3 separate regions of the Homo sapiens genome follow, and regions 1 and 3 are each linked to region 2. A link is an interaction called in ENCODE POLR2A ChIA-PET data of the cell type or tissue named here. Cell type or tissue: PC-3. All regions are shown on one strand. Each heading gives the region's core, and the rest is flanking DNA. Links, peaks and the distances in the headings are about the cores only.

Evidence for each region. ChIA-PET counts read pairs that join two places held together with the same protein. Peaks named below come from ENCODE experiments on the same cell type or tissue, not always from the same donor. Only the 100,000 strongest peaks of a DNase experiment are listed, where the experiment ranks them.
Region 1: POLR2A ChIA-PET joins it to region 2 with 7 read pairs; 11 of 35 experiments call an interaction of 5 or more read pairs at or near these places.
Region 3: POLR2A ChIA-PET joins it to region 2 with 5 read pairs; 1 of 35 experiments calls an interaction of 5 or more read pairs at or near these places.

Annotation. Positions count from the first base shown.
Region 1 is chr1:227,310,598-227,315,003 of GRCh38, reverse strand. The region is part of intron 1 of CDC42BPA (CDC42 binding protein kinase alpha); the gene reads left to right. Among named protein-coding and RNA genes, the nearest start is that of CDC42BPA, 5.7 kb to the left of the region's middle. In PC-3, for the core only: no CTCF peak of the experiment used is centred there; no DNase peak of the experiment used is centred there; H3K4me3 peaks cover 789 bases.
Region 2 is chr1:227,368,807-227,373,212 of GRCh38, reverse strand. No RefSeq gene overlaps it. Among named protein-coding and RNA genes, the nearest start is that of LINC01641, 23 kb to the left of the region's middle. In PC-3, for the core only: no CTCF peak of the experiment used is centred there; DNase peaks (open chromatin) are centred at 392 and 2,552; H3K4me3 peaks cover 1,343 bases; H3K27ac peaks cover 3,481 bases.
Region 3 is chr1:226,320,922-226,325,327 of GRCh38, reverse strand. No RefSeq gene overlaps it. Among named protein-coding and RNA genes, the nearest start is that of LIN9, 14 kb to the right of the region's middle. In PC-3, for the core only: no CTCF peak of the experiment used is centred there; a DNase peak (open chromatin) is centred at 2,137.

The sequences.
Region 1 (4,406 bases), core at 233-4,232, 58 kb after region 2:
ATTTTGGGGAAATGTCCTATTTTATTTTAATTACTTAACAATATGTGAAAATCAGTTAAGACTAAGAATATTTCCAAATTGTGAATTGACCTCAGTTCAGTGTTCTAAACATTATTTTTTGGGACTCTGGTGGAAATTTACAGGGATTGTTGTTGGGGTTAAATTTGGTAATTTAGATTTGCCTTAAATGGTGTAATTTTAAGTTTAATTTTTAATAATTGAAAAAATATTGTCTTTTATTTAAATCTTTAAAAGACTATTTGCAACAGGAACGCAGTATTAATAACACAAGTTGTTACATATTTGTGTTCGTTATTTATATTAATGAAAGTGTCAGCTAGATGCTACTTATCTTTATGCTGATGATAGATTACTCTTAAAGTACAGTCAGCCAAGATTCTTACCGGCTGTATTCAGCTTCATTTCTATCAATTTCATTTTATTCCTAGTTTTAGTCCATTTTATTTTTATATTGGTACAGTTAATGTTTTGTTCATAGCAGTATCAAAACAATAAGAAAACTGACAATTCAAAGTCAGATATGTTGTTTTTCTTTGACAGCCTTTCTTGCTTTTGGTGCTGATGGCTTGAGGGAGGAAATAAGTGGAAAGAGAAAGAGAGGATTAAGCCAATGATCACTAGAGCAAGGGAATAAAAGTGCCTTAAGACTATAGATCACATTTAAATTTAATAAGATGTATTATTTTTCATTTATAGTAAATAGTATTTGAAAGACTATGTTTTTTGTCTGCTTAGTTTTAAGTTGTTGAAATGATTATGGTTTGTATGTTTGTGTATACAGTAATAGTCGATGTCAGCATAACTCTAGAATAAATTACAGTGGAGTTGTAGAAGTAAAAATAACTTCCACATTGTAAACTAATTTGCTAGTAATGACTGAATTAGTATATCATTCGTTAAATCGGCCACCCCCTACTTTGAAATGGGAAATTGGAATTTTGGGGAATTATTTACCAATTTACTTAATAAATGTAAGATAATATTAATACAAAATAAATATGCAAGGCTGTCTGTACATGGATAACTATTTTGATGCTTTTTGAATTTTGGACTTTGTAACATACAGAAATTATCACTAAATAACTAATTTTATAGCTTATTCAGATTTTGTATATACATAGAAAATAGTCTGTTTAATAAATTTGTACCTAGAGCATATCAGCAGGTACTATGCTTTAAGCTTTTCTTTTTATTAGTATAGTTTTAAAGCTGTTCACTTTTTTTTTATGACACGAGTGTTAATTAAGTGAGGTGTTGATGGATATGTATCTTTTCTAGGACACTTTTGTTCTTCACATATGCTGTTCCTCATTGTTAGCTTTTCCTGAGTAGAATTTATTAATTAATCAGTCCGAATTATCAAAATGTTCACTTAATACAGATGATTACATTTATTTTATTTAAGTTCTCAACTAGAATAATCAGCAATATTGGTTGGGTACTTGTTTCCTTTATACTAGCCACCTAATATTCTATTCTAGGAATGATAATGAGTAATTACAATTATTTTATCTAGTACAATGCTGGCACATGGTAGAAGTGTGTTCAATAGATGTAATGGCTATTATTATAACATTTCTGTTTGTCTCTCTCTTTTTAAGAGAAATTACACTTAGAGGTAGTTGCCAGATGATACTGGTTACTGGCATTCATGATGGAATAGCATAGGAGTGATGCTGTTGATAAAATTACATCTAGGAAAAATTCCCTATAAAGTAGAGTGAACTTAGGTATAATGAACTAGTGCTGTTAACCCCTAAAGTCTTTGAAATACTTGATGTTCATTAGTAATTTTTTTGTTTTTAGGAACATCACCCTTTTATATTATGTATTGATTTATTTTAGAGACAGGGTTGTATTATAATTGTTTTTAGGAACATTACTCTTTTTATTTTATGTATTGCTTTATTTTAGAGACAGGGTTTTGTTAGTCTGTTCTCGCATTGCTATAAAGAACTACCTAAGACTGAGTAATTTATAGAGAAAAGAGGTTTGATTGGCTCACAGTTCCGCAGGCTACAAGGAGGCATGCAGGGGAGGCCTCAGGAAACTTGCAATCATGGTAAAAGGCAAAGGAGAAGCCGACCCCGTCCTGCATGGCTGGAGTGGGAGGAAGAGAGAGAAGGGGGAGATGCTACACGCTTTTAAACAACCAGATCTTGTGAGAACTCACTCACTATCACAACACAAAGGGGAAGTCTGCCCCCATGATCCAGTCACCTCCCGCCAGGTCCCTCCTCCAACACTGGGATTACAGTTTGACATGAGATTTGGGTGACGGCACAAATCCAAACCATGTCAAGGGTCTTACTGTGTTACCTAGGCTGGTCTTGAACTCCTGGGCTCAAGAGATCCTCCCACCTCAGCCTCTTAAAGAGCTGGGATTACAGGCATGCACCACCACACCCAGCTTTTTTAAAAAAGGAATGTATTGCTTCATGAGTGAAAACAGGATGTCAGGATTAACACTTTAGGAATTTTAGACATATATTTATTTTATATGGAAATGTAAGGCATACCTTAGTATAGCAGTATATAAAAACAAATAGTGCAGTATGTTGGAAATTTTATGAAATGTCCCATAATTCCTAGGACTTGAATACTATTACACAGTAAGCTCAGGCTATTTTAGGATAAAATAATTTAGCTCAAATAAATATTTTATTGTACCACTCTTTTATGGCAGTCAAAAATTTATTCTCTGACCTTTTTCTCATTTGGTACATTTATTGACAGTATGTTACGTATGTAGCTCATTGTTTTTCTCCTGCTGGTTGTGATAGGTTTTAAAACCAATTACTAAGTCTAACCAGCATTTAAAAAAAATTAAAGACTAGAATAGAAAATATAAAGTACATCAAATATAGAAGGAATAAGTATTGTTGTGCAAAACATTGTGTTTTCCTGTAGTCCTTATTCCCATATTTCTTACTATAGGTTGAGATAAAAATAGTTTGAAATACTTCAGTGTAGGTGCAGCTATGCTATGTTGACTGTTAAACAGTGAAAATATAGACAGTTCATTTTTTCAAAAAGGACACACGATAGATTAGGGACTTACTCAAGAACCTAGTGAAGGGAAAGAGTGTAAGGTATGGGCAAGATACAGACTTGGAAATAGATGGGAAGAGGAGACATGGGGGAGGGAGAAAAAGAGAATGAGTAGGGAGAGGGAGACAGAGAATGAGAATGAATACTGTGTTCCTGAGTTGCTACTTCAGTCTGACTTGTTGAATGATAGGGTATTTTTTTTTTTTATGATTGGGTATTTTTAATTTAAAAGAACTTAATGGGCAGGGGAGTTAATTTCACTCTTGTATTTCTTTCAATGGTTTATTGTCTCTTCCTTTGTTTTTTTCCGTTTCTGAGTTTGGGCTAATGGGCATTGACTTTGATTGATTGTCAGAGGTATATACGTTTTTGAGTTTGAGTGATAACCATATGACCTATAAACAAAGGTAGTAGTTTCTTGGTTTTAGCTTCTCATCACTTCAGCTGAACTCTAGGGTAGATGTAGGTGAGGATTTGCTAGTTCTATCAGATTTTTTCTCATCATTTGTTGCTCAGGAAACTGCCAGTTTTAGGTATCGAGGACCAAGAATTGCTTAGCTCCTTTTGCCCTGTCTTGATGAGTCAAGAAGTCTTTGCATAATAATTGTTATGAGAGACCATCATGGCTCACTACAGCCTCAACCTCCTGGGCTCAGGATCCTCCTGTCTCAGCTTACCAAGTAGCTGGAGCTACAAGCATGTGCCACCATGCCCAGCTAATTAAAAAATTTTTGTGTGTGTGGAGATGGGGGGTCTCATTATGTTGTCCTGACTGGTCTCAAACTCCTGCCCTCAAGTGATCCGCCTGCCTTGGGCTTCCAAAGTGTTGGAATTGCAAGTGTGATCATCTGCACTTCGTGTGATTTTTGTTTTTGAATTACCCACACTGTAAGTATGGATTATCCCAGACACAAGTTTTTTGTTGTATATAAAAACTCCTTGGCCGGGTGCGGTGGTTTACGCCTGTAATCCCAGCACTTTGGGAGGCCGAGGTGGGCGGATCACGAGGTCAGGAGATTGAGACCATCCTGGCTAACATGGTGAAACCGCGTCTCTACTAAAAATTCAAAAAAAAAAATTAGCCGGGCGCGGTGACGGGTGCCTGTAGTCCCAGCTACTCAGGAGGCTGAGGTGGGAGAATGGCGTGAACCCAGGAGTCAGAGCTTGCAGTGAGCCGAGATCGCGCCACTGCACTCCAGTCTGGGCGACAGAGCAAGACTCTGTCTCAAAAAAAAAAACAAAAAACAAAAAAAAAAACTCCTTTCCAAATCTGGGGGACTTCCTTTTCTTCTCCATTAATGGTGAGTAGAACTCCAGGATTATTCTTTCTAGCT
Region 2 (4,406 bases), core at 325-4,324:
AAATGATGGTGTTGTGCTTTGAAGAAACAGTGATGTCATTCAGTATTCTTCTTCCAAAGAGAGAGGCTGTTCTTTTGGTATTTCAGTTCATTTAGAATGGTGTCACTCATTAGGGTCTCCCAAAGGCTCCATTCAAAATAGCGTCTTTAAGTACCCACTTGAGTGCCATGAAGCCATTAAAATAGGCATCATTTCCACTCCATCTAAGCTTTCCATCAGGGTGGACAAACATGTTGAAGGGCAGACAAACAGAGATACACAACATTGAGAGAAACATAAACAAATGGAGACCCTACCCAGCAAATAAATACAATGTTAAATATTGACATTCTGAGCAGGGATTATTACTTGTTCTTAAGTTCTGGGTTAAGATGGTTGGAGCCAGGCCAGGGTACATGATTCACTACCCTGTGCAAACAGATTGGATTATTCCTCCCTCTCCTTTCATCCTGTCTCCAAATTTGGGGTTTTAAAAATGCATTCAGTAAACATTTATTAAATTTCTTCTATTTTCTAAGAGTTACATACCAAGGATACAAAAAATAAGACACATTTCTGCCTTCTGGGGGCTTGGCAATGACAAAAATTAGGAAAATGCAAGAACTTTTCATTAAGAAAGTATTAGGGACCCTTCCTATAAGAGACCCAAATCCAAATAAACATGTAAATGTGTAGATTGCCATCTAAATCAACTTGGCCTCCAAGTTTTACCCAGGATTAGTTAAAAGCCCAAGTTAGTTTATTCCGTGGGAATTGCCTTAATTGTCTTATTTTAAATTAATTGAATTCTTTTTTATGGGTCAGATGAGTTCATCTCATTTTGACTGGAAGCTGTTTTCTCCTCTCTCTATTTGTAGGAAGCAGCAAGCCTAAGTAGATCAGCACTGTGGCTTGTATCCATGTGGATGTAGATGGCTAATGTCACCCTTTCAGGCATTTTTACATATGAAAGATTCTGGATACAGTTCTGTCAGGAGAGTCCCTGAGTCCATGTTCAAATTTTCTGACTTAAGAGATCATCTCTTAGCAACAGCTCAGTCGCTAGTATATTGGTTCCTCTGAAGATCTGTTATGAAAATAGTTAATGAGCCAGGGCAGATAAAGTGGACCTGGAATCCTCAAAACATTTCCCAAGGACATAACGACTTCCACAAACCAACATTTTCATACCACCTTTTATACCAATGTGCTCACAGCAAGAAGCTGCCTGCTGAAGATTGGGTATATTTGGTCAAGGGTATAATATAAATCTCTTCCATATGTTGGCTGAACATTTATAGGGCTATCACTTGGTTTTCTGACACGTAACTTGGTTTCATTTGCTGTCTTAATTCTAGATTTGCTTCATACCAAGTAATAAGTTGGATCTCATGCCAGCCTTGTCCAAGGGTCTTCCGTAACCCTTCCAAGATGGGTAAGATATTCTTCTCTGAGCTCCCAAAATACCCTTTGCATTTCACTATCACTGCTTTCCCCTCATTTTTAAAATTTTTGTTTTGAGACAGGTCTCACTCTCTTGCCCAGCTGGAATGCAGTAGCGTGATTATAGTTCACTGCAGCCTCAACTTCCTGGGCTCAAGCAATCCTCCCACCTCAGCCTCCTGAGTAGCTGGGACTACAGGCATGTGCCACCATGCCCTGCTAATTTTTGAATTTTTAGTAGAGACAGAGTTTCACCATGTTGCTTAGGCTGCTTGCTTTATTTTCTAATGTTGAAATTTGGCAGACGTTTTCCCTTTGCTACAGGATGAAGAATACTTGTATTAAGAGAATAATTTACACACACACACACAGAGAGAGAGAGAGAGAGAGAGAAAGACTATGACATCTAGCTGGTTACAGTTGAAACAATGATTCTGACACTGAAAAGGAATTCAATATGCAACTAGCAGACATTTGACCCTGAACAAACAGTGTGTATGTGATATCAAGTCAAAACTGGAGAAGGAAGAATGAGGCTTATTTCTTGAAAGGAGGTGGTTCTAGTGAGTAAAAATAATTCCTCAGGGAGTCCCATGAAAATGGCATGGGTTTCATCCAAAAAGTCAATTATCAGGACCAGTTAAAGCAGAGTAGAAGAATTATCAGACCCTCTAACAGGCCTGCCTGTGCACGGTTAAGGTATAATTTAACACAGAGCAATGTATATTTTCTTGTTATAGAGTATGTAGTTGTCTTTGCTTGCTGATTGTCTGCATTTCTGTTTTAGATTAAAAAATCGAGAGCTTCCCTTGGCTGCTTCTGAGCCAGAGGACTGCTGAGCGGGATTGCGGAAGAAGGTGAGATTCTACCCAGGGTGACTGTCTGTCCTCCAATCCATTATTCTCAGACTCTGCTGACCTCAGATCTCGAGTCATCCTTGCCACTTTTACTAATAAATACTAACAAAAACAAGCAGACCCTGTGCATGTTTCCAGGCACCGGGTGACCCAGCCTGTCCCCTGTTCCACTTATTCAATGCTGCTCAGAAACCGCACTGGATTTGCTGCAGAGGGCCTCGGCTATGATGCAGAGAATATGGTCTTATTTCCTTACATGATTAATGCCAAGGCATGGCTTGGTGAAAAGAGGATTATGCCAGACCAATGTTATTTCCTTTTGTGCTAAAGGGGCCGGGTATATGGTGGTGGGTGGTGGAGGGTGGAGGGTGGGGTGAGTGAATCAGCCCGTGTGAATACAAATAAAGCAGTTGATTCTGTGTCACACGATAGTCTAAGCAAGGAGCTGAGATACTGGTAATACTATAAGCTTATTGAAAACTCCTCAATAGTAATTATCAGTGGTTCCTTATCAACCCAAGGACACCCTTAGGGATTGTTCTTTATCACCAATTTAGATGAAAATATTAAAAGTGGTCACTAAATTTGGAGAGGGCACTCATTTGCAGGGAGTGGATGATATCAATTTGATCGTTTATTTCAATATGACTCTGAAACATCAGAAAATGTATCCATTAATAGCAAAATTTGCTTTTAATCTCAACAGAGACAAATGCACATTAAAAGCTTTAGAAATTAGAAATATAGACTCAAGGTGGCATTAGGCTGAAGAGCCATAAATGCAGAAGAAAGTGCTTCCAGTCAGAGTGGACAACAAACAGAATGAGTTAGCAATGTAGTAATATAATTAAAACAATTCCTTGTGACTCAAGGATAAATTAAAGAAAGTGTGCTATGCAAAGAAAAGAAATCATCTCTTCATGGTGTTTAGCATTATGAGCAGTTGGAGTTTATTTTTTATGATTTCATTTTTTAAAAAGCCAATATTCTAGAGAAATACAATAACAGTGATGATACGGATGACAAATAGAAGAAAGACAAAAGTATAATAACTCTTCACATTTGAGATGTTGCTGAGGCCCTGCTTTCAGTGTCTGTTACCTGAGATAGCATCATTGGATCTTAAATGTTATTTTGGGGGCTTTTGGACAGGATCAAATTTTACAACTTTGGAACTCAGTTTTACAGAATAATGAAAAAATAGGTAAGCTGATCAGCTAAAATTAGCTACTAATTATTTGCAAAGCACTCCTCTATCAGGTTCTCCTCGTGCTTGTCCTACTTTTCTTTGTCCCTAGCTGAAGACAAAAAAAAAAAAATGTAGAGACCGTTTATCTTTTTAAACAACTGCAGAGTCACAGCAGCACTTTCTGGCCTGAAATTCAGGCTTCCTTTGGTATTGATTCTAAACAATTACTGCTCTTGACTAAAATGCTAAGCCGTAAATAAGGAAGGTAGTAAACCTGAGGTTCTCCACTAACATATCTGGCAATTAGATACTCCCAGGATTGCTGGGCTTAGGAGCAAACTCGGGGGAACTGAGCTGGCCTGGGTGAGAGGTGCCTTTTCTGGCTTCTCTGGTGCCCTGTGCTTCCCTCCCCCGTGCCATTCAGGACACTTTCATATTGTACTTTTCTGCTTGCAAGATTGTGTTCCAGATCAGTGCTTCTTAAACATCACTGTGCATTCAAGTCACCTGGGGCCCTTGTTAAAATGCAGTTCCTGAGTCAGCAGGTTCGAGGTGGGGCCTGATAGTCTAAGTTTCTGGTGTGTGCCTGGGAGATGTCAAGGCTGTGAGTCTGGTGGCCTGCACTTGATTGAGCAGTAAGGCCAGCTCCTTGAAAGCTGGAGGGAAAGTCCCTCGCTCTTTTTCTCTTTTTTTTTTTTAAACTTACTATTGAAGTATAACATATATGCAGAAATGTGCACAAATTATCAAAGTTCAATGTATTTTCAAAAAGTAAACACATCTGTGTAACCAGCCCTTGTATCAAAAATTAGAATATTGGCCAGGCACGGTGGCTTATGCCTGTAGTCCCAGCACTTTGGGAGGACGAGGCGGGCAGATCACTTGAGGCCAGGAGTTTGAGACTAGCCTGGCCCACATGGCTCTAGAAGTACAAAAAT
Region 3 (4,406 bases), core at 233-4,232, 1.0 Mb after region 2:
GAAAAGGATTTCCTCTCTCTCCTGGAGCTGGGACCTACTCTTCTCCTCCTGTCCTTGGATATCAGGACCCCAGGCTCTCCAGCCTTGAGACTCTAGGGCTTACATGAGCACCACCCACCCCACCAGGTTCTCAGGCTTTGGGGCTTGGGCTGAGAATTACACCATTGGCATCCCTGGTTCTAAGACTTTTTGACTTGGATTGAGCCACAATACCAGCATCCCAGGGTCTCCAGCTTGCAGATGGCCTGTCATGGGACTTCTCAGCTTCCAGAATCATGTGAGCCAATTCCCTAATAAATCCCTTCTCCTCTGTCTGTATATGTATGTATGTATGTATGTATGTATGTATGTATCTATCTATCTATCTATCTATCTATCTATCTATCTATCTAATCATCCCCTGTTGGTTCTCTCTCTCTAGAGAACCCTGACTAGCAGTGGTGCACCTCCATAGGTATCAAAACCCATTTCAGGAAAGGTTTCAAAAGCCCTCTATACTTGTGAGGCCCCTGTTTATCTCTTGAGTCTTAGCTTTTGCCACATCTAATTTTAAACTCTTCAACTATCCTCAACTACTTAAAGTTCCTGGGATAAAAGCTCTGTTCTTTCTTTCCCCTGGGCCTTTGCACATGACTTTCTGCCAATCATAGTACTTTCTTCTTCCACTTCCTCTCTCTAACTTCTACTCAGCCTTCAGGTCTCAGTTCAAAGACTGGGAAACATTTCTTACCTCACCCCCTATCAACCTCTGATTAAGTTCAGGACATGCTACCCACAAATACAGCACTTTGGTATTTGAGAAAACAGCAGAAGCAAGTAGGTCCATCTCATCTTCCTCTCAGCCTTCTCCCTTGAAGCAGGTCATGAGACCTCATTGGAGAGGTCCCTCCCTATACCTAGAGGAAAGGGACATCCTTATCTCTGAACACACAGAGACACAAAGAAAAATCGGAACAAATAGGTCTTGCTAAGTGGTCCCCTCACACTTTATTAACATTAGATCATACTTTTTATCCAATTATATTTTTCCAGGACCATCCACTTCTCCATCAAACCTAGCATAAAATATACACAGATTTACCTGTTTGTTTGGGCCATTTCCTTTTTTTGTTTTTTTGAGACGGAGGTTTGCTCTGTTGTCTGGGCTGGAGTGCAGTGGCTTGCTCTTGAATCACTGCAAGCTCTGCCTCCCGGGTTCAAGCGATTCTCCTACCTCAGCCTCCCAAGTAGCTGGGATTACAGGCGCATGCCACCACACCCAGCTAATTTTTGTAATTTTAGTAGAGACTGGGTTTCGCCATCTTGGCTAGGCTGGTCTCAAACTCCTGGCCTCAGGTGATCAGCCCACCTCAGTCTCCCGAGGCATTACAGGCGCGAGCCACTGCACCCAGCCATTTCCTTTTAAAGTCTCCCATGTCGCATGAAACTTAAATAAATAAATGTGTATACTTTTCTTGTTAAACTATCTTTTGTTATAGGGGCTTCAGCCACAAACCCAGTGATGATCAAGGAAAAAATATTTCTTTTCCTCCCCTACATCCCGCACTCCACTATGCTCCTACAGTATCTTGACCTCAGCCCTAGGACAGCTACTGTCAAACTATTGCAATTGCTTATGGAATGTGTCTGTGTCTTCCCTTAGACTGAAAGCTCTGCGAGGCACTATGTCACATTGAATTTTGCAACCTTAGTTCCTGCCACATAGTAGGTGCTTAATTAATAAGTATTTGCTGGCCAATTACTGAATAATCGTACCCTATTAAATTGCCTAGAATACTAGGGGTTATGAGAAGACAGCAGAATTGATGACTATAAACCTTTTTCTTTTCTTTTTTTTTTTTTTTTTTTTTTGAGACAGGGTCTTGCTCTGTTTCCCAGGCTGGACTGCAGTGGTGCAATCATAGCTCACTGGAGCTTCAACCTCCCCAGCCCAACTGATCCTCACACCTCAGCCTCCTGTGTAGCTGGGACTACAGGCGCACACCACCTCACCCAGCTAATTTTTGTGGAGGCAGAGTTTGACTATGTTGCCCAGGCTATTAAACTCTTAATGTTTCCTTGGACACATACAGGTCCTGAAGGGGCAATCTTTCTGGGTTAGAATTCACAAATCTGCACTGTGTTGAGTCATCCAATCTTTCTGGTTTGGGCAGTTCTGATGACAAGGTATTCCTCCTTGGGTAGCCTGGGCTGGTGGGCTCCTCTAGCTTATATGTGCTAATTCATTTAAGAAATTCTGAACAGGCCAAGTGCCGGTAATCCCATCACTTTGGGAGACTGAGGGCGGATTGCTTGAGCTCAGGAGTTCTAGACCAGCCTGGGCAACATGGCAAAACCCTGTCTCTACAAAAAATAGTGTGCCCCTGTAGTAGCGTGCCTCTGCAGTCCCAGCTATTTGGCAGTCCGAGGTGGGAGGATGTGGCTTGAGCCTGGGAGGTTGAGGCTGCAGGAGCTGTGATTGCCCCACTGCAGTCCAGCCTGAGCAACAGAGTGAGACCCCGTCTCAAAAAATAAATAAATAAATAAATAAATAAATAAAATTGCCTAGTAGAGTGCCTCTTTGACTTCACATCTTCATTAAGTGCCTAGGAAGGGGTCTAGCACAAAACGACTACCAAAGATTTTAAGATTGGGATAAAACCTAGTCTGAAAACAAGATTTTCCTTGTAACACATTTATTGAGTTATACTTCACAGACCACAATTCACCTATTTAAAATACACAATTCTATAGTTTTTAGTATATACTAGTTCACACTTAACCCTGGGGGATACATTCCAGGACCCCCATTGGATGCCTGAAACTGACGATAGTACTGAATCCTATATATACTGTTTTCTCTATACATACATACCTACGATAAAGTTTAATTTGTAAATTAGCAAAGTAAGAGATTAACAACAATAACTAATAATAAAATAGAACAGGCTGGGCACAGCGGCTCACGCATGTAACCCCAGCACTTTGGGAGGCCAGGGCAAGCAGACTGCTTGAGCCCAGGAGTTCAAGACCAGCCTGGGCAACATGGCAAAACCCCATCTCTATAAAATATACAAAAATTGCTGGGTGTGGTGATGCATGCCAGTGGTCCCAGCTACTATGGAGGCTGAGGTAGCAAAATCACCCGAGCCTGGGGAGGTCCAGGCTATAGTGAGCCATCATTGCACCCCTGCACTCCAGCCTGGATGACAGACCTTGTCTCAAAAATAATAATAAAACAGAGCAATCACAGCAATATACTGTAACAAATGTATACTGTAATACAAGTTACTGTATATTGTAACTGTGTCTCTAAATATCTTATACTGTACTCATCTCTTTTCGGACCTCAGTTGTTTATGGGTAAATGAAACCACGGCAAGAGAAACTCTGGAGAAGTGGGGACTACTGTATGCACAGAGTTGTGCAACCACCAGGGTTGATTTCAGGACTTTTTTTTGAGACGGATTCTTGCTGTCACCCGGGCTGGAATGCAGTGGCACGATCTCAACTCACTGAGCCTCTGCCTCCCAGGTTCAAGTGATTCTCCAGCCTCAGCCTCCCGAGTATCTGCATTACCACTGCCCACCACCACACCCAGTTAATTTTTGTATTTTTAAAACAGACAGGGTTTCACCGTATTGGTCAGGCCGGTCTTGAACTCCTCTCCCCAAGTGATCTACCCTCCTCAGCCTCCCAGAGTGCTGGGATCACAGGCGTGAGCCACCACACCCGGCCAATTACAAGACATTTTCATCACCCCAAAATGAAACCCTGTACAGTGGACTGAACACGGCGGCTCCAGCACTTTGGGAGACTGAGGCAGAAGGATCCCTTGAGGCCAGTGGGTCCGGAGTCGGTTCTTTCCGGTGGGTTCTTGGTCTCACTGACTTCAAGAATGAAGCTGCGGACGTTGGTGTTGAGTGTTAAGAAGTCACAAAAACGGTGTGTCCAGAGTTTGTTCCTTCAGATATATCCACAGTGTCTTCCTTCCAGTGGGTTCGTGGTCTTGCTGACTTCAAGAACGAACCCACAGACCTCTGTAGCGAGGGTTACAGCTCTTAAAAGTAGCGCAGACCCAAACAGTAAGCAACAGCAAGAATCAATCTGAAGTGCAAAATAACAAGGCAGAACACGTTACCACTTCTGACTCCGGTGGCCAGCTTTTATTCCCTTATTTGGCCCCTCCCATGTCCCGTTGATTGGTCTATTTCACAGAGTGCTGATTGGTCCATTTTACAGAGTGCTGATTGGTCAATTTTTATGGAACGTTGATTGGTGCATTTACAATCCTCTAGCTAGACACAGAGTGCTGATTGGTGTATTTACAATCCTCTAGCTAGATAGAAAGGTTCTCCAAGTGCCCACCCCATCCAGAAGGCGCGCTGGCTTCACCTCTCGCCAGGAATTTAAGACCAGCGTAAGCA